Regions from separate parts of the Homo sapiens genome. Here all the other regions are linked to region 1. A link is a loop called in an ENCODE intact Hi-C map of the cell type or tissue named here. Cell type or tissue: PC-3. All regions are shown on one strand. Region 1 has its middle 6.4 kb from the start of LINC00520. Region 2 has its middle 89 kb from the start of LINC00520. Region 3 has its middle 43 kb from the start of LINC00520. Region 4 has its middle 56 kb from the start of LINC00520. Region 5 has its middle 64 kb from the start of LINC00520.

The links. Peaks named below come from ENCODE experiments on the same cell type or tissue, not always from the same donor. Only the 100,000 strongest peaks of a DNase experiment are listed, where the experiment ranks them.
Region 2: a loop joins it to region 1, with 6 times the contacts of the local background. A loop is called at or near these places in 3 of 110 quality-filtered maps.
Region 3: it touches region 1 in a loop (2.8-fold over the local background); 5 of 110 quality-filtered maps call a loop at or near these places.
Region 4: a loop joins it to region 1, with 4 times the contacts of the local background. A loop is called at or near these places in 4 of 110 quality-filtered maps.
Region 5: a loop joins it to region 1, with 3 times the contacts of the local background. A loop is called at or near these places in 2 of 110 quality-filtered maps.

Annotation. Positions count from the first base shown.
Region 1 is chr14:55,800,599-55,805,598 of GRCh38, forward strand. No RefSeq gene overlaps it. Among named protein-coding and RNA genes, the nearest start is that of LINC00520, 6.4 kb to the left of the region's middle. RefSeq lists an enhancer at 2,857-4,056. In PC-3, a CTCF peak has its summit at 2,598; a DNase peak (open chromatin) is centred at 2,653; H3K27ac peaks cover 1,466 bases.
Region 2 is chr14:55,704,679-55,709,678 of GRCh38, forward strand. No RefSeq gene overlaps it. Among named protein-coding and RNA genes, the nearest start is that of LINC00520, 89 kb to the right of the region's middle. In PC-3, a CTCF peak has its summit at 2,845 (motif pointing right); DNase peaks (open chromatin) are centred at 1,503 and 2,823.
Region 3 is chr14:55,750,813-55,755,812 of GRCh38, forward strand. No RefSeq gene overlaps it. Among named protein-coding and RNA genes, the nearest start is that of LINC00520, 43 kb to the right of the region's middle. RefSeq lists enhancers at 1,659-2,274, 2,276-2,827, 2,828-3,378. In PC-3, no CTCF peak of the experiment used is centred here; DNase peaks (open chromatin) are centred at 2,399 and 3,849; H3K4me3 peaks cover 617 bases; H3K27ac peaks cover 1,042 bases.
Region 4 is chr14:55,738,161-55,743,160 of GRCh38, forward strand. No RefSeq gene overlaps it. Among named protein-coding and RNA genes, the nearest start is that of LINC00520, 56 kb to the right of the region's middle. In PC-3, no CTCF peak of the experiment used is centred here; no DNase peak of the experiment used is centred here.
Region 5 is chr14:55,729,790-55,734,789 of GRCh38, forward strand. No RefSeq gene overlaps it. Among named protein-coding and RNA genes, the nearest start is that of LINC00520, 64 kb to the right of the region's middle. In PC-3, CTCF peaks have their summits at 2,303 (motif pointing right) and 2,520; a DNase peak (open chromatin) is centred at 2,292.

The sequences.
Region 1 (5,000 bases):
TAAAACTAATGAAAGGGCCACCAAGTTAGGGGGATGAAAAGGGCTAGAATTACCAGCCATTATCCTGCAGCTCATAAGATTTGCAACTTCCCCAATTACTCTTGCAGATAACATCACTATTGTAGAACCTAGGACTGGCCTTTTGAGATGTCTTTTCAGGTTTTTGCATTTCTAACAATGGGACGGCCCCACCTGGACCTGCCAACCAGTCCTGTGGCCCCCACCCAGGAACTGACTCAGCCACAATAGGACAGCTTCAGTTCTTATGATTTCCTCTCTGACCCAGCCAATCAGCATGCCCCCTACCCTAGCCCCTTGCACACCAAATTATCTTTGAAAAAAACCCTAACCTATGAGCACTTGGGGAGATTGATTTGAGTAATAACTGTCTCCTCATGTCAATTGAACTCTTTCTTTACTGCAATGCCATGGTCTTGGTAAGTTGATTTTGTTTGTGCAGCAGGCAGGAAGAACCCATCGGGTGGTTATAGCTTGCTTAGGTGAGCACTGTGCAGAGGAGCATGAGTCATCAGCTATCCCCAAGATATTCACAGCTCTGTTCAAATGTGAAGATTGGCAACTTCATACTTTTCTTTTGATGATGTTCCAAAAGCCATTTGGTGGGCTTTAATATTTGTGCCCAAGATAGTCATTCAGATGAAACCTCCTTTGCAAAAATTGTAACAGTGAGAAAATTAAGACAGTGAAAGAGACCTGACCTAACTGACTCCATCTTGCCTTTAAACTCCAAGCTGCCTTTGTTTATTCCCGGGGTAGGCCAAGCTAACTTTGAAAGGAATTTAGTTTATAGTTTAACTTTGAAACAAAGATGATAACAGCCTCTCCCCAAACAAACTCTCTCCTTGCTTGGTGTATTAGTCTGTTTTCACAATGCTATAAAGATACTACCTGAGACTGGGTAATTTATAAAGGAAAGCAGTTTAATTGACTCACAGTTCTGCATGGCTGGAGAGGCCTCAGGAAACTTACAATCATGGCAAAAGGGGAAAGCAGGCATGTCTTACATGGCGGCAGGTGGGAGAGTGAAAAGCCCAGGGGAAACTGCAATTTATAAAACCATGAGATCTTGTGAGAACTCCCTGTCATGAGAACAGCAAAGAGGAAACCACCCCCATGATCCAATTACCTCCCACCAGGTCTCTCCCTCAACACCTGGGGATTACAATACAAGATGAGATTTGGGTGGGGACTCGAAGCCTAACCATATCACTTGGAGACCAGGTTGCCTTTGTAAAACCAACAATTAGTGACAAGATTAGAGATTATGGTTCAGGAGTCTTGTAGCTACAGGCCACAAGATCACTAATCACCCCAGTTGCTCCTATAGATGGCATCACTATCATAAAGATTGGTGTTTGAGATATTTTTCAGACTCTGTATTCTGATGGATCAGCTGGTGCCACCCAGACCAGTAAACTGGCTCATCTCATGGTCCCCACCTGGGAACAAACTCAGTGCAAGAGGACAGCTTTGACTCCCTGTGATTCCATCCCTGACCTGACCAATCAGTATTCCCCATTCCCTAGGCCCCTGCCTGCCAAACTATCTTTTAAAAATCCTAGCCTCTAAATTTTCATGGAGGCTGAATAAAACTGCAATCTTCTGTTCAGCCAGCTCTGTATGAATTAAACTCTTTCTCTTTAGCAATTCCCCTGTCTTGATAAATTCACTCTGTCTAATCAGAAGCAAGATGAACCCATCAAGCTGTTACACAGCCTTCCACAAAAGACAATGGATTAATGCTACCAACTATTTCCAGGCAGCTCAGCCAGTGAGGGCTAAAAACATTGAAGATTTCTGTGTTGAAAATCCCCTCTTCCTATCTCACTCTCTATTGCCTCTCTGTAGCTTCTTTTTCCTTTTATTGTTGTCCTTGATATTTCACCAATGTGAACTTGGTAGGGAGTATGGCCCTCAGATGACAAACCAGATCCCAGACATTAGACCCTCCTAGAGTTAACACTGACCAGAGGTGTCTAATTGCCAGGATGGGGATATGCCTTGGAGCCAATTTTCTTCTACATGATTGGGGTGAGAAATTGAATGGCTCCCACAGGGCTCTAGGAATGTGGGTTTGGCTGCAAGAACTCCAAGTAGCCTGATATTATGGAGTCTTCACTGAACAAATGCATTTTCTGCACTAGTCAGGATGAAAAAATATCGATTCTTATGCAGACAAACAAGATCGAAATATTCAATTGTGTTTATTTTCTCTGAGTGACAATCCATCTATCTTTTAGTATTTCCCTTACTAGGAAAGTTTAATGTGGAAAAATACTAGAGCTCATTCAGGAACGGCAAATAGATAACATTTCACATGTGATCTCTAATAGATTGGTTGTGCCTGTCTGGAGAGTTATGCTAAGCAGAATTCTGACACTGCATCTACTTTTTGCATGAAAAACAGTCACAGTTGATTAGTAATGTCTGCCCTGGGTGCAGGAGTCAGAGCAGTAGACATGTTTACCACATTCACTCATTCATTCAGTCACCAAATATTGAGTGCCTATATTGCATGCAAGGGACTCTTCTAGGGGCTATGGCACAGTTGTAGTTGCTGAGGTTCTGTTCTAGGTAGAGGGCAGTGTTCTAAAAGCTGACTGTATTTACTATTCCTAAGTGACTCATCAATTTACAAGTCTTGATAGGTCAAATGATTCATCCAAGGCCACAAAATCAGTAAGAGTCAACAGGAACACAGGACTCTGACTTCCTTGTTGTCTACCTTGTGACCCTCTCACCATCACCTGGGTGAACTGTTTATCAGCAATTTTTATTCTAAAGCTGTAGTTGCAGAAAACTTCTTGACCTACTCCCATCTTTTTGTTCAATGGTGGACCTTCAATGTGGGCTGTAGCCTGGGAATAAGGAGACGTTTCTTCCTTCTTGGAACCTTCCATGCAGAATCACCTGCCGTTTTCAAGAATGTAACAGAGGCAGCAAAGCATGTGGAAAATTCCTCTTTGTTGGCAAAGACCAATGTGACATTTAGTTGAATGAGGATATTATTGAAAGGCCCTATAGGGGTTAACAGTGCCTGCGGGGAGTGGGAGCTTCATGGATCAAGGTATCACATGGTAGTTGGGTGAGTTTTTCCATGTCTGAATTCCAGGAAATTTTCCCTGATATGGTTCTGTTGTTCAAAGTAAGCCTGTTCTGCCCAGGGCTTTTGAAAGTAGGCGTGTCTAGATGGGTGGTGGAAGGGCACCTGGGGGGAGAGATTATATTTTCTCAGTAGAATCCAGTTTATTCCACCAGTTCCTGAGCTCCCCACTGCACACCCATACTTTGGGGAAGGGTGTGTGTGCCTCCCTGCTGGGCTTTTCATCTGAACTTCAAAGCACTGCAAAACAGACTACTCTGTCTCTTTTCCTGCCTGGTCTCCATGGAAAAATGGTGAGATCTGACCTCCTCCCAGTGTCTGAACTTCCTACTCAAAGCTTTGGAGGCCCTGGATTAAGATTCCAGGAAGGGCAAAACCCAAGCCACAAGTGGGGAAGGCTTTGTTTCATGCACATGAATCATTCTTTCAAAGAAATCATGAAGAGGCTCATTTATGTAACTGTGTCTATTTAAGGATTTTTCGAGAGGGTTTCTAGGAAGTTAACAAAAATCTGAGATATTCTAAAACACCTCTACCCATGGGGCACTGTTCTAACAAGCTCACTATCTGTCATTAGATGTAGCAGGAGTTGTTGGCGCCCGGCCCAAGTCCCCTTAGTCTATGGTGGACATCATTCATAGACAGCTCCTGTACAGGCACAATGGCTTCCTCGGCTCCCTGGATGAGAATATTCTCTGGCTGTGCTTCCTGGGAACAGACTTGAAGTGCTGGGGAATCAATACTCCAGGAGCCTCGCTCAGCCAATAAGGGACACAGTGATCAATTCTGAGATGTGTGCTGCACAGTCCCTAAGAGGGTCCCAGTAGGACTGAGTCCTGGCTGTCTGCAATTGCAAGTTTCTCATTTATACTCCTTAATTGGCTCGCTTCCCTTCCCTATCTCAACTTCCAGCTCAGTCATTGTGCATTCTGGTCACCTCCACAGAAACACTTGCACCTAAATCCTGGTCTCAGGGTTGGTTTATGGAGGAACCTAAACTAAGACCTGACAAACCTCTATGTCTTCTGCAGGGCCAAGCTGCCAAGAACTTCTTGAGGTCTGCAGTCTTCTCCTCTCTCTCTTGTTAGGTAGATGGATGTTTGCCCAGCCGGGATTTACCTTTTCCAGGGCAGGAGGCATCACAATGTGGACAAAGTAAGATCCACAACTTGATGGAGATACCAGACTGACCCAGAGAGACTGCATCATTACTAAGCCCAGCACCTGCCTGGGTGGTAATAAAGAGGGAGAGCTCAGTGTCAGTGGCCGTGAGATGACCCCCACCTGGTCATTGACACACCAGGTGGTGAGTGTGGATCAGCGTTTAAGAACATCCACATGATCCTGATGGGGGGCTAAAAGCAACTGGCTGGTTTGGGAAGACGAGTAGCTGGCAGTGCCCACTCTGTTGGGGACTGTGGGCAGAGGGAAGGTATGATCAAGAGATAGTCTCTGCTCTAGAGGAGCACAGGGTCTCTTTTCCTTGTGAAAATCAGTCTCTTTATTCCCTTTGAGTAGCTACATAAACCATCTCCTAGTGAATGCCAAATCCTCAGGCAAAATGGCCTTGTGTGCCTGGTGCAGGACATATTAACCATGTCATGGGTTTGAATCCATATTGGACCATGGTTACAACCAAAGCCAACTGACCTTCCTCCTCTTCCTGTCATAGCTGAGGTTGAATCATGTGACTTATCGGACATCTTTGTCTGCCCTACTTTTAGGTGACACAGCTAGGAAGAACAGTCACTCGTCCCCAGCCCAGCTGGAGGGCTGAGCCACGTGTCTATAGAGTATCAGTGACCTTCAGCCCCTGCTGCTTGTAACAAGTGTAGGGCCAGGTTCAGTTGTGTGGTATTGGCAGGGAAGGGGGAGA
Region 2 (5,000 bases), 96 kb before region 1:
ATTGTATATAATTATGATTGATAACTGTAATGATAGGAATATAGTAATAACAGTGGTGACCATGAATTGAATAATTGCAATGTTTCAGCTGCTGTGCTAAGTACTTTCAGGATATCATCTCATTAAACCTTCCACTAAATGAAGTAGATTCCATTTTTATCCCATTGTACAGATGAGAAAACTGAGACCCAGAGAGATTCATTGACTTGCCCAAGATCATACAGCTACTAAGTGGCTTAATCAAGGCGTCACCCAGGTAATGTGACACTAGAACCTCTATGCTCTTAACCTCATTCCCTAGAGTGAATGTGGTCATTCTTATCTGGTTCTTTGTGCTGGCTTCATAAAGTTAAAGAACCCTCTTCAGTTCTTGAATAAGGTAGCCCTCAACGGACAACTGCAGTCAAGATTTGGGTGTCCAGACTGGACTGAGGAGGTGCACAGCTTGCCTATTAAATGCTGCCTTAGCTAAGCTTGTCCCAGCCAGGTGAGCCATCTTTTCAGGTTCCCACTCACAGTAACATTTGCTGCTTCTTAGGATGTCAGCATTGTAATCACACCACCTTTAAGTAGACAGCCTTTGGTTCCAAATTCTTGTTCTGTTCCTCAAGCTGTGTAGCCATCAGCGAGTGGCCTAAACTTTTACAGCCCCAATCTTTGTACCTGTCCAGCAAGGATTCTAACACCTTCTCATAGATCATTGTGAGGACTATAGGATAAATGTGGGTCAAGCATCTTACACTGCCTGGCACGTAGACAGTACTCAATGAATGTTCATCTCCCAGCGCAAGAGCTGTATCTTCTTGGTCCTGTACATTTCACCCACCATCACCTAAGACTTGGAGACATCATTTTTTTCAATGTGCATGAATAGAATCCTTCAATCAGATATTGTTGAGTGCAAATATGGTGGTGCAAATACGATGCTAAGCACAGTGAATTAGGCCTCTGGTTCCCAAGTGTCCCTGGCTCCTGAGGTGGGGTCAGCATGGCAGGTCCCTGGTTTGTTACAGTTTTGTCCACCCTTGGTGTGGGCTCACAGGGAAGGCTGGAAGCTTTGAAGAAACTGACACTTGGATGGAGTCTGCTGTGTGCACTTTAGGGACTGGAGTATGAGTTCTCCAAGCTCATTGCAGAGAGGCATGCACGGGCTTGATTGTGTGGGCTGGTATCTCACATCCCAGGGCATAACTATTGAGAAAGACCTTCCTAGTATGCAGGAAAAAGAATTATAGACTTCTGCCACTTGGAGGTGGCAAGGATGGTGTTTTCTTCAGCAGTAGGAAGGAAGCATCAGGATAAAGAAGTTTCTGTAGTTCCTGAATACCATTTTACTTTCTCTCCTACTTATTATTTCATAAGGCCTAATGGGATGTGGCAGACTCTTGACTCCTCCATGAAGTGGAGACAGGCCAGCACCTGCGATGAGGGCTGCCTGGGTGACTTGTGGTTGTGTCAAAAGTGTTTGCTCAAGAATAAGCTGTTTGCTTTTCATCCTGACGTCTGCTAAGCCCAGGTGCTGGAGCTATTTTTGGTAGCTGACTTCAGGAATTACTTTTCGCTATCCCCAGGCAGATCTCATAAGCCCATAATTGCTGTGAACCTCTGTGTGTGTGTGTGTGCGCATGCACTCAGGTGCATGTGTGCTTCATAAGCTTGCTCACTGATAATAAGCCAGATTTAGAGTCTTAAAAAGCTCCCTATCTGATTTTTCCACACTTTCTTATGACCACTAGTTCCTCTTTAACCACCAGGGATAAAGTCTTTGAGGAAGAGAATTGTTCTGAGCAACGCCTGGTCTAATGTGCTCTTCTGATTGCACTTAGCTCCCAGGGTTCCTAGGCTGGACAGGCAGACTTTATAGCATCTGAAGGAGCATCTGGAAAGGACACCCTGCAATTTTGCACTTCTTGTCAGGCCAAGGTTCTTCTGCTTTAGAAATGAACCCTAAGACAGGTCATAAGCCAGGCCAAGGAGGGAAAAATAACTGGAAAATAAGGAAAATTGAGAAAGAGAAGTAGATTTTTTTTTTTTTTTTCTGAGACAGGGTCTTGCTCTGTCACCCAGGCTGTAGTGCAGTGGTGTGATCATGGTTCACTGCAGACTTGAACTCCTGGCCTTAAGCGATCCTCCTGCCTCAGCCTCCCAAAGCACTGGGATTACAGGCACAAGCTCCTGCATCTGGTTGAAAGTAGATTTAAGTAAAGTACATGTTTTTCAGTTAGATACAAGGAAGAATTGTCTCCCAGCAGGCTCAGAAATCATAAATGTGATCCTGAGGAAGTGAAAGACCACTCCTAAAAGATGCCATTAACAAGCAGCAGCAGCAGCAGCAGCAACAACAACCACCACCATGACATTTTAAAAGGTCTTACCTCACACCAGGCACAGTGCTCAAGCCAGTACTGAATGATTCATATAGTGGTTATTGTATCTCTATGATATATACAGTCTCAACCCCTTTTACACATATGGAAATGGAGGCTCATGGTTTAAGCCACTGGCTCGAAATCACAAAGGGGTGCATGGTGGCACCAGGCTACAAATGTAGGTCTGACTCCAAATCCCTAGGTAGTTTTCTGTCTCGGATTTTGATTAATAGGCTCCAAAGCAATGTCAGTGTGAGATGATTTGGAAGTGGAATCCATATTGTCTATTTTACAAAGTAGTTATCCAGATACATGAAATTACCTGTGTGAAAGCACTTTGAGGAGCATGCAGTACTGTTCAAGTATAAAAAGGCATCATCATCATCATCATCGTCATTGTCATCACCATCATCGCGGTCACTTAATTTCTCCAGCTCTGCCAATAGATTCTTATGGCATTTCACATATCCAATCACTAGGGGGAGGCAATAGACAATGCATATAAGCAAACTTAGTTTTGGAAGGAAAGTTTATTTTTCCTGTAAGTGATGCTCAGAGATTTAAAATAAATAAGCAAAGGTTTGTATTAGGGACTGGCAGCCATTCCCGTCAAGGTTTGATCTTGTGCTTTTGTTGAAGTGTTTCCCTGAGGGCATCTTCGTCTATCACAAATACTTATGAATAGTGGGTATTGCCCAACAAAGGCCTGACATCGACTTTTGTTTCATTGTTCCTGCTTCTTGCCTTCTTTCCCCACTGTGATTCTGCCTGTGATCATTTCTGCTTTCGTTGAGGTGCAGTTTTTCCTTTATTCTCCCCATTCCATTTGACTATGGACCGTGTTTGTTGGTCATCTGAGGCAGAGCCAGTAGGGCATGTTCCTGATCTCTCCTGTCCCTTAACGGTGCTGCCCTGGGGTACCTTTGGCTTCCATGGAATCTCTTCCTCAGTCTTGGGGTTCCTGAGGTGACCTTCTTGGCTCTCGTATGCAGACCATTCTGACTCTTCCTACATCATTCTCATCCACACTTTTCTTACTGTGGCGATGTTGACTTCTCTTTCCATCCTTCTGGAATTCCACATCTGCCTTCATTTCCTTTCTGCTAGGTGGAGAGGATGTTGGACTAGGAGTTCAGGTCCTGTGAGTACTACTTACTAGCTAGTTGGCCTTGAGACACAGGAGGACCCCACTGAGCCTTTGTTTCAGGGATCATTATAACTTCCATGTCTACTTCCCAGGCAAAGGACTATTTATTTTGTAGCCTAAATTAATCGGCCTAGGCTGTTCATGTAGAGTTATCTAAATAGTTCATCTTCTTTTCCATTTCATGTATTTCTGTGGGTCAGTCCCAAGGTTCTCATAAAGAAGCCCTCTCTGGTAGTGTCTGCACTGTTCCACCAGGTGCAAGTGATCTGCCAGCCAAAGTAGATTCTGCTGTGGCTTCCCTGGAAACCAAAGCTGTATGGGGTTGTGTCTTAGCTCATTAGGGCTGCTATAACTAATTACCATAGACTAGATGGTTTATAAACAACAGAAGTGTATTTCTCGCAGCTCGGAGGTCTAGAAGTCTGAGGTCAGGGTGCAGCATGGCCAGGTTCTGGCAAGGCCAGGCCCTCTCCTGGGTTGCAGGCTGCTCACTTCTCTTTGGGTCTTCACATGGGAGGAAGAGAGCAAGAGCGAGAGCGAGGACGAGAGGGACAACTCTCTGGATCCCTTTTATAAGGGCATTAATCCCATTCGTGATGGCTCCACCCACATGACCTATTTACCACCCAAAGGCCCCACCTCCTAATACCATCACATTGGGGATTAGGATTTCAGTGTATGAATTTTAGGGACACAAACATTCATTCCATAACAAGCTGTGCTGCCAAGGGGAAGTGCAGCTGTCTCCCCGGTGTGTTGCCTTCTGCTAGAAGGGTTCCAAAGCAGTGTTGCTTGAACCTCCATGAGCTAGAGTTCCCATTCCTCTCAGTTACCTCTCTCTCACCTACAGGGCTGGCTGGAGGTGGATTCCTGTAGTATCCCCCATACTTTCATTTTTAATAACTTCTATTCTCCTTTAACAACCAAGGACCAATCCATTGTGCCCAACTGTCTCTTTCCTTAGGATGAGTCCTACCTTCCTTCACCCTTCTGAAAATAGACTATTTGCCAGGCATGCCTTAATACTTTAAAGTCCATCAGGTGAAAAATCTTGAGTTCTTCCCAGGAGACTTTCCATGTATGTTTCCTGTTGTCAGGCCTGTCCCTGTGGCTCCTGAATATATCTAAGTCCCAGCGGTGGACAACAGAGAGCTCTGGCTGAAGACAAGAGTTCTGTTTTAGTTAAAAAGAGTTTCATTGTCATCAGAACTATCTTTCTCTTGTCTTGTCCTTTGTGGCTCTTCTTCCTTCTTCAGCATTTCAACCTTGATTTCTTTCTTTCATTTTAAATACCACCATAAGGTGTTTAAAACTGAAGGTGTGTCAAAATGACACAGGATTTGCTTCAAGGGGCTCCCCTGGACAAATTTCGGACAACCTGAGAATCAAAATTAGTAATAACAGTTATGAGTAATAACTCATTGCATTAAAAAAGAACCTATCCATCTATATTTATACTAAATAAAAGGGGAGGGGAGAAGGGA
Region 3 (5,000 bases), 50 kb before region 1:
AACATTTGAAATCCTCTCTTCTAGCTATTTTGAAATATACAAGACATTATTATTAACTGTAGTCACCGTGACATGCAGTAGATCACCAGTACTTATTCTGCTTGTCTGAAACTTTGTACCCATTGACTGATGTCTCCCCTTTCCCTGTTCAGCCCCCCTCCCACCCCAGCCTCTGGCAACCACCATTCTCCTCTCTACTTCTATGAGTCTGACTTCTTACGATTCCACATTTAAGTGAGATAATGCAAGATTTGTCTCTCTGTGCCTGGCTTATTTCACTTAACATAATGTCCTCTAGTTTCATCCATATTGTTGTAAATGACAGAATTCCCTGTTTTTTTTTTTTAAAGCTAAATAGTATTCTACTGTGTCTCTCTACCACACTGAATAATCCATTCATCTGTGGAGAGACTCTTAGGTTTGTTTCCACACCTTGGCTGTTGTGAATAGTGCTGCAGTGAACATGGGCGTGCAGATGTCCCTTTGGCATATTGATTTGTTTCCCAAAGGAATAATTTTTAAACATGTGTTGATCTTGTTTTGCCTTCTGAAACTACAGAGGATAATTCTTTTTCATTTGCATGATTTTCTTTTTCTTCTTCTTTTTTTTTTTTTTTGAGACAGTGTCTCGCTGCAATGTGATGCCCAGGCCGGAGTGCAATGGCGTGATCTTGGCTCACTGCAACCTCTGCTTCCCAGGTTCAAGCAATTCTCTTGCTTCAGCCTCCTAAGTAGCTGGGATTACAGGCACCTGCCACACGCCCTACTAATTTTTGTATTTTTAGTAGAGATGGGGTTTCACCATATTGGCCAGGCTGATCTCAAACTCCTGACCTCAAGTGATCCACCTCCCTCGGCCTCCCAAAGCGCTGGGATTACAGGCGTAAGCCTTGCGCCCAGCCATGATTTGGATTCTAATAAGAAAAGTGTGTTGTCACTCCTAAGTGTGTTTCCCAAAGTGTCTTCTGAAAATGCTACACTCCAGAGGATAAAAGTCACAATACCCACTTGTACCTTAAGGGCTCTGAGGAGTCCTGCAATAAATTGTTCCTAAAACTATCTTGAAGAATGTGACATCTTTTAATATCCCTGCAGTTCCTTGGCATGGATTTTGATTTGTTTGCTCTCTTTTCACCAACGTTCTTGATGTTGGCCACAAATACTACAGACATTGAAAATAAGTGTTTTTCTTTTTCACAAAAACATAATTTAATACTTTTTTTTTGGAAAGAAGTTAAAAAACTTCTTTTTCCACATCTTCCTCTTGCTCTTTTCAGAAGGGCATTTTCTACTGTCTGCACAATTGGAAAGAAACAAGAAGGGGACACAAAAAAAGCCTGCTCTCTCTGCACCTTTTTCTGCCCCTCATGTGGAAAACTCAGGTTTCTTAAATACCAGCTGCTCCCACCCCCAGCAGCTAGAGGTCATGGAGGAATTCCACATAGTACTAAGCTTGCTGCTCTTTCCCCATTACCACTGCCCTTGGAGAGTGGTTTTCCCACATTGTGAGCATAAAAAATTAAAACTCAAAAAGGCGGGCATCTTTTCACCAGAACCTTTTCCTCTGCACCCTCTTCTCAGTGCTCCTAAATCATCAGCTCTGGAGAGGAGTATCTGCTCCTTTCATAAAAGGAGCAACTGGGCTCCTCACCCAAGCCAGTAGTTTCATAAATACCATAAATTCAGTGTTTTCGTAAATACCATAATTTTTACTTTATATAGGTTGATGAAAAACTAGAATCGTTCATATTTAGAAGGACCCCATAAGTCAAGCAGGGCACAACTTGTCCATGCCAAACCCCCTTTGATAGCATTCTTGTCGTAACTGGTGGTCACAGCTATTGTCCAAGGACTTCCAGGGGGGAGTGTGGTGTCTGATGTTTTCACAGCAGAGCATGGCGGCTGGGTTCCAAGAGGGAATGTTCTAAACGTACCTTGAGAGAAAGCTCAGTTCCAGGATTTGAATGACAATGGCTGCTCCTCATTGTTTCTGCCCTGATCAAGGCGCTCCTTTTACAGGCAAACCATGTAATTAGGTTTGAGGGACAGTGCCTTGGGGAAGCACAGAGCCACAGGACCTCAGTGCTGGAAGGAGACCTGGAGATCACCAAGCCTAGACTTTCCCTTTTACAAATGAAACAGCTGCAGCCCAGAGAGGTGACGTGCTTTGACCCAAGCTGCAAAGCAGAGATGGCTTCTTCCTCTTGCTCCAAAGATATGATTCTTTACTTTCCTTTCTGCTGTTCTGTGGGTGGGGGTTATGGGGAGGAGGGGAGGGCATATGGTTTCACAAGTCTGATTTTTACCTTTCCCCCACTTGCAGCCAAGAAATGTATTGCTGTGCTTAAGATCTCTTTCATTCATTCGATAAACATTTATTAAGTGCTTACTGGGTGTCAGGCATTGTGCCAGGGCATTCTTTCACTGCGTTTGTTAAACAAACATGATTTATTTCTCTCTGAAGCTGGTACAATGAGGCCTCAGGCTAGTTGCTATATGCACAAAAGCATACCAGTTTGTATATTCTGCTTCCTGGCACCAGACACTTTGGCCCCAGTCACCAAAGAACCCCACTGGTGTTTCCAGCTCCTTGGTATCTCTTGAACCCAGACAGTCCATGTCTGAGGCCTCTGAATTAAAGCTTTACAGAGATGACCCACAGAATCTTTGTGTACCTGTCTCCTTGCAGAGGATAAGAGGTGGCCTCTTCCTTGAACACCCTGGTGGTAGTGTGGCCCAAGGGTGGCACACTTGTGCCAGCCCCCCCCTCCACAGTGCACGAGGCTTGGCTAAGCTAATTGGGGCTGTCTCTCAAATTCTTAAATTTGGCTTAAATTTGGTTGGGCGCGGCTCACACCTGTAATCCCAGCCCTTTGGGAGGCTGAGGTGGGTGAATTACTTGAACCGGGGAGTTTGAGACCAGCCTGGGCAACATGGCAAACCCCATCTCTACAAAAAATACAAAAACTAGCCAGGCGTAGTGGTGTGTGCCTGTGGTCCCAGCTACTAGGGAGGCTGAAGTGGGAGAATGGTTTAAGCCTGTGAGGCAGAGGTTGCAATAAGCTGAGAGTTTGCCACTGCACTCCAGCCGGGGTGAAAAATACATAAATAAATAAATCATACTTAAATTCAATAATTATTCACTAAGCACCTTCTATATGCCATTCTCAGGTCTAGGTACTTGTAGGTATCATTGAACAGAACAGGCCAAAATCTCTGCCCTTGTGGAATGCACCTAAGAACTGGCTGGCACCTCCCTGTGGATTCACTGGTAACTAAATCCAGAGAATAAATGACACATAAGACAGGCCCCAGAGGCTACTTACCAGGATGGAGTAAGGAAGTGATAATGAGGGCTTCCAGAGGAATAAACTTTTTCCACCGCCCAGGCTTTCTGGGCCCTGACTTTGCTGTGCTCTCAAGCAGCTATTGCCCATGTCTTTCCTTATAATTGAGAGCTCTGATCTCTGGACACTCCTGCAGCTATGGGCAGTGGAGGCTGTGCGAGGACCCTTACCTCCATCATTCAACCTGCAGAGAAGAGGGCTCTGTGGTGACTGGGGACAAGGTATCCAACTTATTTCTGCCATTGACCTGGTGGACAGAGTCTAGAAGGATGTTCCACTAACACTGTGGAACTCAGAAGTATTAAAACTCAGTATTTCCCTGCCCCATCAAGTCAGAAGACTGAAGAAGCAGCTGTTCCATTACAGCCAAGGTTTTCAAAGTGTGGTCCTTGGACCAGCAGCCTCAGCATCAACTGGTGTGTGTTACGTATTCTTGCTTAACAAGTTACTCTAAAACTTAGTGACTTAAACAACAAACATTTCTTCTCTCACAGTTTCTGTGGCTCAGGAATCTGGGCATGGCTTAGCTGGGAGCCTCAGGCTCAAGATGTCTCATGAGGTTGCTGTCAAGCTATCGGCAGGGGTGGAGATCTCATCTGAAGGCTTGACTCAGTTTGGGGAGGAGATCCACTTCCAAGTTCATGCATGTGGTTGTTGTTGGGCCTCAGTTTCTCATGGCATGAGCCTCTACATATGTCTGTCTTATAGCATGGCTTCCCACAGGGCAAGCGTTCAGAGAGGGTGAGAAAGCACATGAGATGGAAGCTACAGTCTTTGGAGAACATATGCTTAGAACTGACATTCCATTACTTCTGCCATATTCTATGCGTTAGAAGTAAGTAAGTTCAGTCTGCATCAGGGAAGGCTGATGTAGGAGTGCGGATGATTGCGTGCCTTATGCAAGAGGCTTATTTTAGAGCTGCCTACCATACCTGGAAACTTATTAGACATACAAATTGTTGGACCCCATTCCAGACCTACTGAATCAGAAACTCTGAGAGTGGGGCCCGGGAATGTGTGTTCTACACTCCTTCTGGGTGATTCTGATGCATGCTTAAGTTTGATAGCCATTGGCTTAGAGTAGGGGATTGGTGAACTTCATTTTAGGCACCAGGGGCCCCTACTATCTCTGCCTCAGCTACTCAGCTCTGCCACATAGAGGAAAAGTAGTTATGGACCATATGTAAATATTGGATATGGCTATGTTCTAATACGACTTTACAAAAAGAGGCAGTGGATGGGATTTGGGCCCCCAGGCTATAGTTTGTCCACCCATGCTTGAGAGTAGCAGGGACTTTTTATGTGATCAGCATTAGATGGTGTTACCTCCGTATTTTTTTTTCTTTTTAAATCAGGCAAAGCTGTTTTCTCTGTTTCCTTCCAGAATAGTCTGAGATAATTCTGACTCCCCAGCTCCTGAGAGATTACCAAGACTCAGAAAAAAGGATTGTGCATATGCTTGAGTTTTCTGACGTGTTTTTTTGTGGCTGCCAGTAAATCGCAAGCTCTTTGAGATAGTGTATGATGGAGGCTACGAATATGGGCTTTGGAGATAGACAGATGTGAGTTTGAAATCTGGTTCTACCGGCACTGTGAACATGGTGACTTAGCCTCTTTGTGCCTCAGTCTCGTCATCTGTAAAATAGAGCTGAT
Region 4 (5,000 bases), 62 kb before region 1:
GGATTATAGGCATAAGCCACTGTACCTGACCCAATCTTTTTTGCTAAAATATATCTTGCAGTGCCCATGAAAGAATATGTTCAGAATTCATCTCTAAAATGGATACTGGTTTTACCTTCATCCTACCAACAGAATGTATTGTGACTAGAGCTACCTCCCATCTCTTGGGGCAGCAAGTGGGGCCTAATAGCTTTATAAGATATAAACATAATTAAACATTAATGGCTAATATTATTGAGTAGTTACTGTGTGGCAGGCATTGTTGTAAGGGCTTTATGGTTTTTTTTTTTTTCTTGAGATGGAGTCTCCTTTCACCCAGGCTGGAGTGCTGTGGCGCGATCTCGGCTCACTGCAAGCTCCGCCTCCCGGGTTCATGCCATTCTCCTGCCTCACCCTCCCGAGTAGCTGGGACTACAGGTGCCCGCTACCACCCCTGGCTAATTTTGTTTTTGTATTTTTAGTAGAGACAAGGTTTCACTGTGTTAGCCAGGATGGTCTCGATCTCCTGACCTTGTGATCCGCCCGCCTCGGCCTCCCAAAGTGTTGGGATTACAGGCGTGAGCCAGCGCCCCCAGCCTTTATGGGTCTTAACTCATTTTCTCCTAATACAGTCTCCCACAGTGTAGCTACAGTTATGACTCCCATTTTCTGGAAGAGGAACCTGAGGCACAGGGTGGTTAGGTAATTTTCCCAGGGCACAAGGAGTAAGTAGTAGAGTCAGGATTTGAACCAAGCAGTCTGACTCAATAGACCATAAGCATAATGGCTATACTGTGTGTTGGCATAGCAGAGCATAACTTTTCTCCTACCTTACCAGAAAATGAGCACACTGGAAGCCTCTGTTTAAGCCTGGACTTTGGCTGTCCAATGTGGTGGCCCCATGTGGCTACTGAGCACTTGAAATGTGCCTAGTACAAATTGAGATGTGTGGTAGGAGTAAAATACATACTGGATTTTGAAGACAGCATGAGAGAAAGAATGCAAAAGATCACTTTTATAATTATTTCATATTGATTAAGTGCTGAAATGATAATATTTTAGATATGTTGAGATGAATAAACTATATCCTTATAATTAATTTCACTCTTTTTACTTTTTAAAATGTAGCTTCTAAAAAATTAAAAATTCCATGTATGACTTGTCTTTGTGGTCAGCATTTCTATTTGAACAGCGCTGGCCTTGGCAGTTTGCTCATTCATTTGTTCACTCATTCATTCAGCATGTGTTGGCAACCAATAGGTGCCAAAAGAAGCTAGACTCTGAGGATACAGCAGTTAACAAGACCAATTTGATTCTTGTTGTCAAGTAGCTCAATATTCCAGAAGGGTGGGTGGGAAAAGGAGGTCTTAAAGACCCTAAGAAATAATTATGTAAGTAGTTAATTAACATCATTATTAAGTGTTCAAAGAGGGAAGGGGGTAGCTAGGAGAGATTGTACTAAGGGCATCTAACCCCTGGGGGCCATTCAGTAAATGTTATCCATTCAATAAATATTTGTTGAGGGAATAAATGAATCTGGGGGATTAGAGGAGCTTTCCTGAGGAAATAACTTTCAGATAGAATTCTGCAGAGATGGGAGAGAGTCAGGTGAAATATTGGCAGCTTCTCCTGTGATCGCAGGCCCTGCTGTGTGGGTGGCTTTGTCTACTCTCCCTTTATATCACAGATAGTTGTCTCTGGTTGGGTTTGGGTCTGCCCATTTTGATGCGGTGGGTAGAGGCATGGGGAGTTGTGTTCCTTGGTATGAAGAAGGGTGGTCTCAGCCACTGGGGGCATCCTAGGGAGATGGGCAGGAGGGAGGTCACCTTCCCTTCCCTCCTCCAGCATCGCGCAGTGCCCAGCCCCTGGGGCCTCCCACAAGGAGGCTGTGTATTGCCTCCTTTCCCTTTCCTCCTGCTCCTACTAGGTTTGCCTCTGCAGCATTTTCCTTTGTTGCACAATCCATTTGACAGGTTTTTATTTTGTTGTTGTTTCTGCCCAGTGTAAATGAGATCTCCAGTAGGGAGAATGACTTTTAAATCTTTTGTGACCCTGGAGTACAAAATGTTCCCAATTCCTTCCCCTGAGCAATTTTTATTTCTGTGGCAAGTCACAATAGAGTGCTTATTTTTGTCAATAACAATTGGGCAGCAGGAGAGGTGGGAGAGGCTGGCCCCATGAAGCTGGGTGGCTGGAGTTTGCTGCTGGTAATGGTAACTAGCCTGAAGTGGGAGGGAGCTGGGAGCTGGAGCTGGGCTGGGGACAGAGGGCAGCTGTGGGCAGCTAGGGAGGAATGTGGGCACCCGCCCTTGGGCCCCTGTGCAGACCCCGGGGAGTTGATCTTGGATCAGCCTCCTCTGGATTTTTGCAGACACGATCCCAGGTTGCCAAGTTACCCAATGAGCCAGAAAGCAATAAAACCACCCTAACCCAGCTGGGGGTGGATTTTGCTTGGTTCAGAGCCTATCTCGCCTGGATCTTATATTGGACTTACACAAAGGGATTTACTCCAGGATGGGTAACTATTTTGGCAGGAAAATCAGGCACTGTGCCCTAAACATACTGGGACTTAATAAATATTTGTTAAGTCAGTGAATACAAATTTGCAGTAAGGAATACCATTTTCAGTTAATTCAGGGCAGTTGGGCTGCCCTGAATGAGGTCTCAGCTGGGCTGGTTGTCTCAGCAGTCTTTTCCTGATCTAAGATTCTGCAGTTCTCTGAAACTTGCCTGGTCAGGGACAGGCTTCTGACCTGGAGGTGGGTTACGGTCCAGGATTTGTGCCTACCTAGAGGTCACTGTTTCTTCCTTACAGCAGGGTGTCTCGACCTCGGCACTGTGGACATTTGGGGCTAGAGAACTCTTTGTGGCAGGGGCTGTCCTGTGCACTGTGGGAGGTTAAGCAGCATCCCCAGCCTCTACCTACGAGATCTAGTGGCACCTCCCTCCACGCTCCAAGTGGTGAGAAGCAAAGATGCCTCTCTGTCTTGCCCAGTGTGCCCTGGGAGATGGGGGCAGGGGACAAAATTGTCTGTGTCTGAGAACCACTGGTCTACAGGAGTAAAGGGAGACCGTGTGCGGATGATACCAGGAAGTACATAATTGCAGGCCGTTTCTGTGCGATATATATCATATGGCATGGAGGGTGTGTGGATTTATCTTCCCAAGCACTGTATTTAGCACACATTAAAACTGCCTGCTCTGTCTTAGTGCCCACTTGTTGGGGTGGGAGGCCTGGGGGAAGGAGGAGGGCTCCTGCAGCACAGCAAGGCCCAGGAGGTGGTTCACTGCACACGGACAATGCCCAGCACACTGCATCGTCCTCTGTCCACAGCTCCCTCCTCTATTCCTTGGGGATGGCAGCAGTTCTAGACACTGTATGTCCACTGAAATCACCTGGGAGGCTTTTCAGGACTTCGGTTTAATTGGTAGCAGCTAGCACCTGAGCATCTCTCCCTCTTTCTTTTTTCTTTTCCTTCCTTCCTTCCTTCCTTCCTTCCTTCCTTCCTTCCTTCCTTCCTTCCCTCCCTCCCTCCCTCCCTCCTTCCTTCCCTCCCTCCCTCCTTCCTTCCTTCTCTCTCTTTCTCTCCTTCTTTCTTTCTCTTCCTTTCTTTTTTTTTTTTTTTTTGACTGAATCTCACTCTGTCGCCCAGGTTGGACTGCATCTCAGCTCACTGCAACCTCCACCTCCTGGGTTTAAATGATTGTCCTGCCTCAGCCTCCTGAGTAGTTGAGACTACAGGTGTGCACCACCACGTCCCGCTAATTTTTGTATTTTTTGGTAGGGACAGGGTTTCACCATGTTGGCCAGGCTGGTCTCAAACTCCTGACCTCAAGTGATCCGCCTGCCTTGGGCTCCCAAAGTGTTGGGATTACAGGCGTGAGCCATCGCACCCGACCGCATCTATATTTTTTCTGAAGCCGCTCAGGTGACCCATCTGTGCAGCTGTCCCGCTGAGAGTCCCTGGTGTGACAAAGAGCCTGGGCTTTGCGATCGGGCACCCCTGGCTATAGTCCCAGCTGGCCAAACTTCTCTGAGGTTACTTGTTGATGAAACTGGGAATAATAATTGCTCCCTCCCAAGCTGTAGTGATAGGTGAAGGAGGTAATGTTTCAAGGAAGCTCTTATTGTGAGGTGCCTAATAAGTGCTTATTAATGCCCTTCTCCTTTCAGGCCGTCCTTCCCGTAGCCACATCCTTCCCTCCTGGTCTCATTCCCTCTGGCTCCGAGCTGGGTCTCCAGGCGCTCTTTTGGGATCTCCATGTGGCTGATGTGGGGTTGTCTCTCTTGACTCCCTGTGGAGCCTCTTCTGTTTTCTGCACCTGGAAAGAACCAGTTTCTGCACACTTTTGAGGCCCTAGGCCACAGCAGGGCTCAGAGGGATTTTCCAGGTACTTCTAGCAAAGCTGACCTGAGGGGCCAGCAGTGAGTGCCAGGGCAACACAGGAAACACATTCCTGGCTAGGGGTATGTCTCCATTTGTCCTACTATTTGTGTGTGTGTGTGTGTGTGTGTGTGTGTGTGAATAGGGAGTGTGTAGGTGGGGCAAAGTAAGCCTGGGTCACACTTAGTAAGCCTGGGTCACAGGGGTCAGCTGAAGGTGACACGAAGAGGAGAGGTTCTGTTCATTCTGTCACTCACTTATCCTTTTATTTTTTTTTTAAATGGCCCACTGCAGATGCAGGCCCCCGGAGTTAGAACAATGCTTTGGTTATGTTGAGTTAGGGAGTGATAAATATCCTTGAGAAGAATGCTCTTGTGTAGGCCTGTAGGTCTTGGGGCTACTGACCCAACACAGTGTTTAACCAGGGGCAACGGGTTCCTGTGGACATCTGGCCTGAGCCCGCAGTTAAACCTACCCCCTCACCACTTTATTGAGCAGAAATTCGTAGTCATGGGTGTATTCACATGGAGCCGAAGTAGCCCTGTAAATTAGCACAGAAGTTAAAACCTCACCCAATTATTTCCCTAGTTCATTCTCTTCCCTTGGATTGCAGTGCTTGTCAAATATAGGAAGTGA
Region 5 (5,000 bases), 71 kb before region 1:
TCTTTAAGGATGAAGAACATTTTAGGCAGAGAAGGGAAAGAAGGCAAGTACAGACTTACAAAGAATTTTAGTTCTTGGCTTAGGGCAGCATTTCCCAAAGTGTGTTCCATAGAACACTAGTCCCCAGAGTGGCTCCTCGAAGGGATGGTTCTGCAGTAAGTCACCATCTAGGGGTCATGATGATGATTAGCTCATTAAAATGTTGACAAGACTTACAGTAAAATGCTATTAACTTTTTAACTCAATGTTTATTATATTTTTTGTCACAAAAACCTTCTTTGATGGAATATCTATTAGTATAGAATACACTCTGCAAAACATAAACCCAAGGTGATCAACCGCTTCATTCTACAGCTGGCAAAATGGGGCACAGGCAGGCTAAGGGTCACACCATTGGATTATAAGCTGAAAGAAGTCAGGGACCATGTTTCTCTCCAGCAACTTTTTTTTTTTTATTATTAAGGAATTAACCTAGTACATGGCACTAGACTGTTAGGGATGAAGAATTGATGAATTAATGAAAAACTAATCTAGAAGAGAACTCAGATATCTCAACTTTCGGGCCTATGTTTTTATTAATATATACCTTTCAGCCAATGGGAAGACATTCTCCCCACAAGGGTTATGTACAGCCTTTTCCCTTTGAGGTAGTGTTGCCTGATAAAATTTAGGGTGCACGCAATATTTGGACATATTTATACCCCAAAATTATTCATTATCTATCTGCTGTTCAAATTTAACTGGCATTCCATATTTTTATTTGCAACATTTGGCAACCCTACTCTTGGGGAAACAGTATGGAAATCTTTCTACCTGCTAATGTTACTTGTTAATCACCTTAAAAAGCCATTTATAAACAGACTTGTATTTTGCTTTCCAGTATATCACAGGGTCAATCCTTTTAAGTGGGTCTAAGAAGATAAACTGATTATGTTCACCTTAGTTTCTTTCAAGTTCCTGCTGAGAGAAAAAGCTTTTGTGTAAACAGGGAAGTGACAAAGCATTTGTTTCATCAGCCTGCACCCTAGCACATGTGAGAGGGTGCCAGTAAATTCTTCCAGCCTGGGCAGCCCTTTATAATCCACAGGAGAAGCACAGACTGAGATAGTAAGAGATATGTGAAGGAACAGGGAAGACAATTTCCTAAGTAATGAGGCTGTTTAGACCTTGCAGAGGAAGGACACTGCTATTATACACCCTAAGCCAGGTCTGTGTTTCCAAAAGGTGATACTCTTAGCCACAATTTTTTGAGTTTGGACCAGATGATTCCTTCATTTTGTGCAGTGCAGACCTGGATATAGATAATAAATTGTAATGCCCTTAAAAGCTTTCTTGTTCCCCATCCATCTTTGTCCTGCCTCACAAAGATGTACTGAGACCTCTCACAAACCATCCATTGTGACTTTGCCAGGGGATCCTGATCTTAAGACAATTAAACAATTAAAAAAGATCAGTTAAAAAAAAATCCTTCTTCTCTGCTCCTTATGCTGTTGGCTGCTTAAGCTGTTTGCTTTCATCCTCAGCTCTTGTGTGAATTATACATGTTTTTGTAAACTCAAACTTAAAACCCAGTATGTCTTTAGATAGCTTTTTGCACTGCACCCTTTAATGTGGGTTATTTTTCACATGCACTGGGGTGATTTTGCTTGTGCATAGAAGGGCGGTGGCTTGCTTCAAGTATCGGTTAATTGCACTTACATTCATTGGTTTGTTCCTGTTACAAACAGAAAAGAAAAAAGAAAAAAAACAAAACCCAACCAAACCAACCAAAGAAACACAAAACATTATGTACCAGGAACTGTGTGTAAGGCCCAGGTGAAACAGAGATACATAAAGCACAGTCCTTAAGGAATGGAAACGTTAAACAAATACTTACAATTCAATGTGATAAGTCAGTAGAGGTGACATTAGTACAGAGGTGCTGCACAGAGGGGCAGAAGGAATAACTCCACCTGTGGGAGACGGAGGGGGAATAAAGAGCTGCACAGGGATTTATGAGCTGAATCCTGAGGCATAAATAGGCATTTTCTCACTGCACAGATTGCAGATGGGAACTCATGCAAAGGCAAGGAAATATGAAGCTGTGTAATTTGTGTTCAGTGAGAGACTTCCACAGGTTAAAGATGGCCCACTGGGACCCAGAAAGAAAACAGCATAACTCCTTTTCTGTATTTATTTTTATGTAAAAAATCTTTACTAATATTTAGTATATGATTTACAGTTGGGCATATGTAATTTATCAGTTAAGTATAGCTGTGTGGTGAGTTGCATGCTCAAAAATGCTTTACCAAAAGGGGGCGCCCATGATCAAACTAATTTGGCTACTACTGCTGGAGTGGCAGAATTGGGGGTCCAATTCAGGCCGGCAACAGTGCCAAAGGAGTCCAGATAATTATGTTTCTTGTAGTCCAGGGTATCTCAAAGTATGGTCCACATATATGTACCTACAATGCTTGCTAAAGAAAAGTGAATTCCCAGGCCTATCCCACATCAATAAAATCAGTATTTCTCAGGAAGAGGGTCTGGGAATTTGTGTGTTTGACAAATTCACCAGGTGATGCTTATGGTCTTAGTCTGCTCAGGCTGCCATAACAAAGTACCACAGACTGGGTGGCATAAACAACAGACATCTATTTTTTCAGTTCTGGAAGCTGAAAGTCCAAGATCAAGGTTCCTGCAAGGCTCAGTTCCTGGTGGGGGCTCTCCTCTGGCTGGCAGATGGCCACCTTCTCGCTGTGTCCTCATATATTGGGGAGAGAAGCTCTACCCAGACTGGAGTTCAGTGGTGCAATCTCAGCTCACTGCAACCTCTGCTTCCCAGGTTCAGGCGATTCTCATGCCTCAGCCTCTGGAGTAGTTGGGATTACAGGCACATGCCACCACGCTTGGCTAATTTTTGTATTTTTTGTGGAGACAGAGTTTCACCATGTTGGCCAGGCTGGTTTCAAACTCCTGACCTCAAGTGATCTGCCTTCCTTGACCTCCCAAAGAGTTGGGATTATAGACCTGAGCCACGGCTCCTGGCCTCTTCCTCTTCTTATAAGGACACAAGTTCTATTGGATCAGGGCCCCACCCTTATGATTCATTTAACTTTAATCCCCTCCTTAAAGGCCTTATCTCCGAAACAATCACATGGGGGAATTTAGAGCATCAATATGTGAATTTGAGGGGGGCAGGGCAGGACACAATTCAGTCCATAGCACTTATGTTCACTGAAGTTTGAGGACCACTGCTCTAGTCTAACCAACAAAGAAACAGTAAAACCCGTGATAGCTTCTGATGGTAAGCTCCTTTGTTTCTGAGTCTGCACCGAGAGGATGAGCTAGAGAAACATGGGATTTCCAGCTCCCTGCCTTGCCTTTCAGACCAGCATTGTCCACTAGAAACATAATGGTAGCCACAAATGTGAGCCACATGTGTAATTTAAAGTTTTCTATCAGCCACAATGGAAAAATGTTTAATGAGACTGTGACATCAGTAAGAAACAGGTGAAATTACTTTTTAATAAGTAGTTAATCTATTATATCCAAAATATTATCATTTCAACATAAAATCAACATAAAAGATTATGAGTAAGATATTTTACATTTTTTGTATGAAATCTTTGAAATTCTGTGTCATATTTTATACTTCTATTTTAGCACAGCTTAATGTAAACTAGCGAGATCTCAAACACTTAGTGGCCACATGTGGCTACTGGCTACTGTGTTGGACAGGCAGTGCTAGACTATCCCAAGCTAGACTATTCTGCTTTGAAGAAGCAAAACAGACCAGGTGTGTTGTGTAACATGCTGTATAAGTACCGTTGTTTCTAAGAAAGGCTTTATGATTATGATTAGTCCTGAAACGTTTTTGTTAACATGACTCTCCTCTAACCAGAAGTTTAAGATGTCAAGTTTAAGCAGAGAACAGAAGCTGACGGCTCATCCTAGCAGCTGAAGAAATTGTCACCGTTCAATGTTCTCTTTACCATTTACATAAGAAATCACAAGCTGCCAGCCAGGGCTGGCTGATGCCTGAGCCATGCTGACTTGATGATGGTTTTCCCTTAAATTAAAACTGAGCTGCATTTGATTTATCACCCAGAGCTGTCACTTCTCACCTCCAGTGAACCTTTCCTAAAACCACAATAAATGTCACTTCAAAGGTTCAGAACTGGATTTCAATGGTGAAGAGCATATTCATCCTAAAACAGGCTCCTTGAAACAAAACAGGGTTTGCCATCAGTGTTGGGAATGGGGAGAGGATATGGAGACACTCCCCTGAATTTTGTATAATGAAGAAAGCATTTGGCTGATCATGAACTTTACCCATATCCACAAGATCAAGTTTGGGATCCCCAGGGGCAAAGGGTGTGTTATTGGTGCTGAGCTCCGTCTTGGGAGCCACTAGAGCCCAAGAGCTTCTAGTTACTTTTGAGACAAGAAATTCTTGTTTAGTTGGAGGAACTTGGGGGCATTTGGTTAGAGAAGAGAAAGTTTGGTGAAGAGGGCATGACACATCACCCTCATGTATTTGAGAGCTTCTTGGAAGAAGAATTAGACCCATTCTACATAGTCAACAGGGCAGAATTAGAACATATCTTTAGTTCAAGATAAATAAGACATTTTTAATGAGATTGTGACATCAGTAATAAGACACAGACATCAGATTGTGCTTCCGTATGGAAATATTTGTTGAGTACCTACTTTGGGTCAAGCACTGTTATTTATATTATTTTAATGAAATTTCATAACATTTCTGTAAGGTAGGCATTATTAGCTCTTTTTCATAGATGATGAAATTGAGGCTCAAGGATGTTAAGCACCTCCCAGAATAGGTGCTTTGAGTTGGAGGGAGGTCTCCCAGTCACTGAGCCTGTTGAAGCAGAGGGTGCAACACCATCTGTATGAGCTGGGAGGTGTCAGCCATCTTGATAAGCTAATAACTGCTACTCTTTACTTGTGCTTGTTTTGTGATAAAAGATATTACAAATTTTGATTTATGTATTAAAGTGACA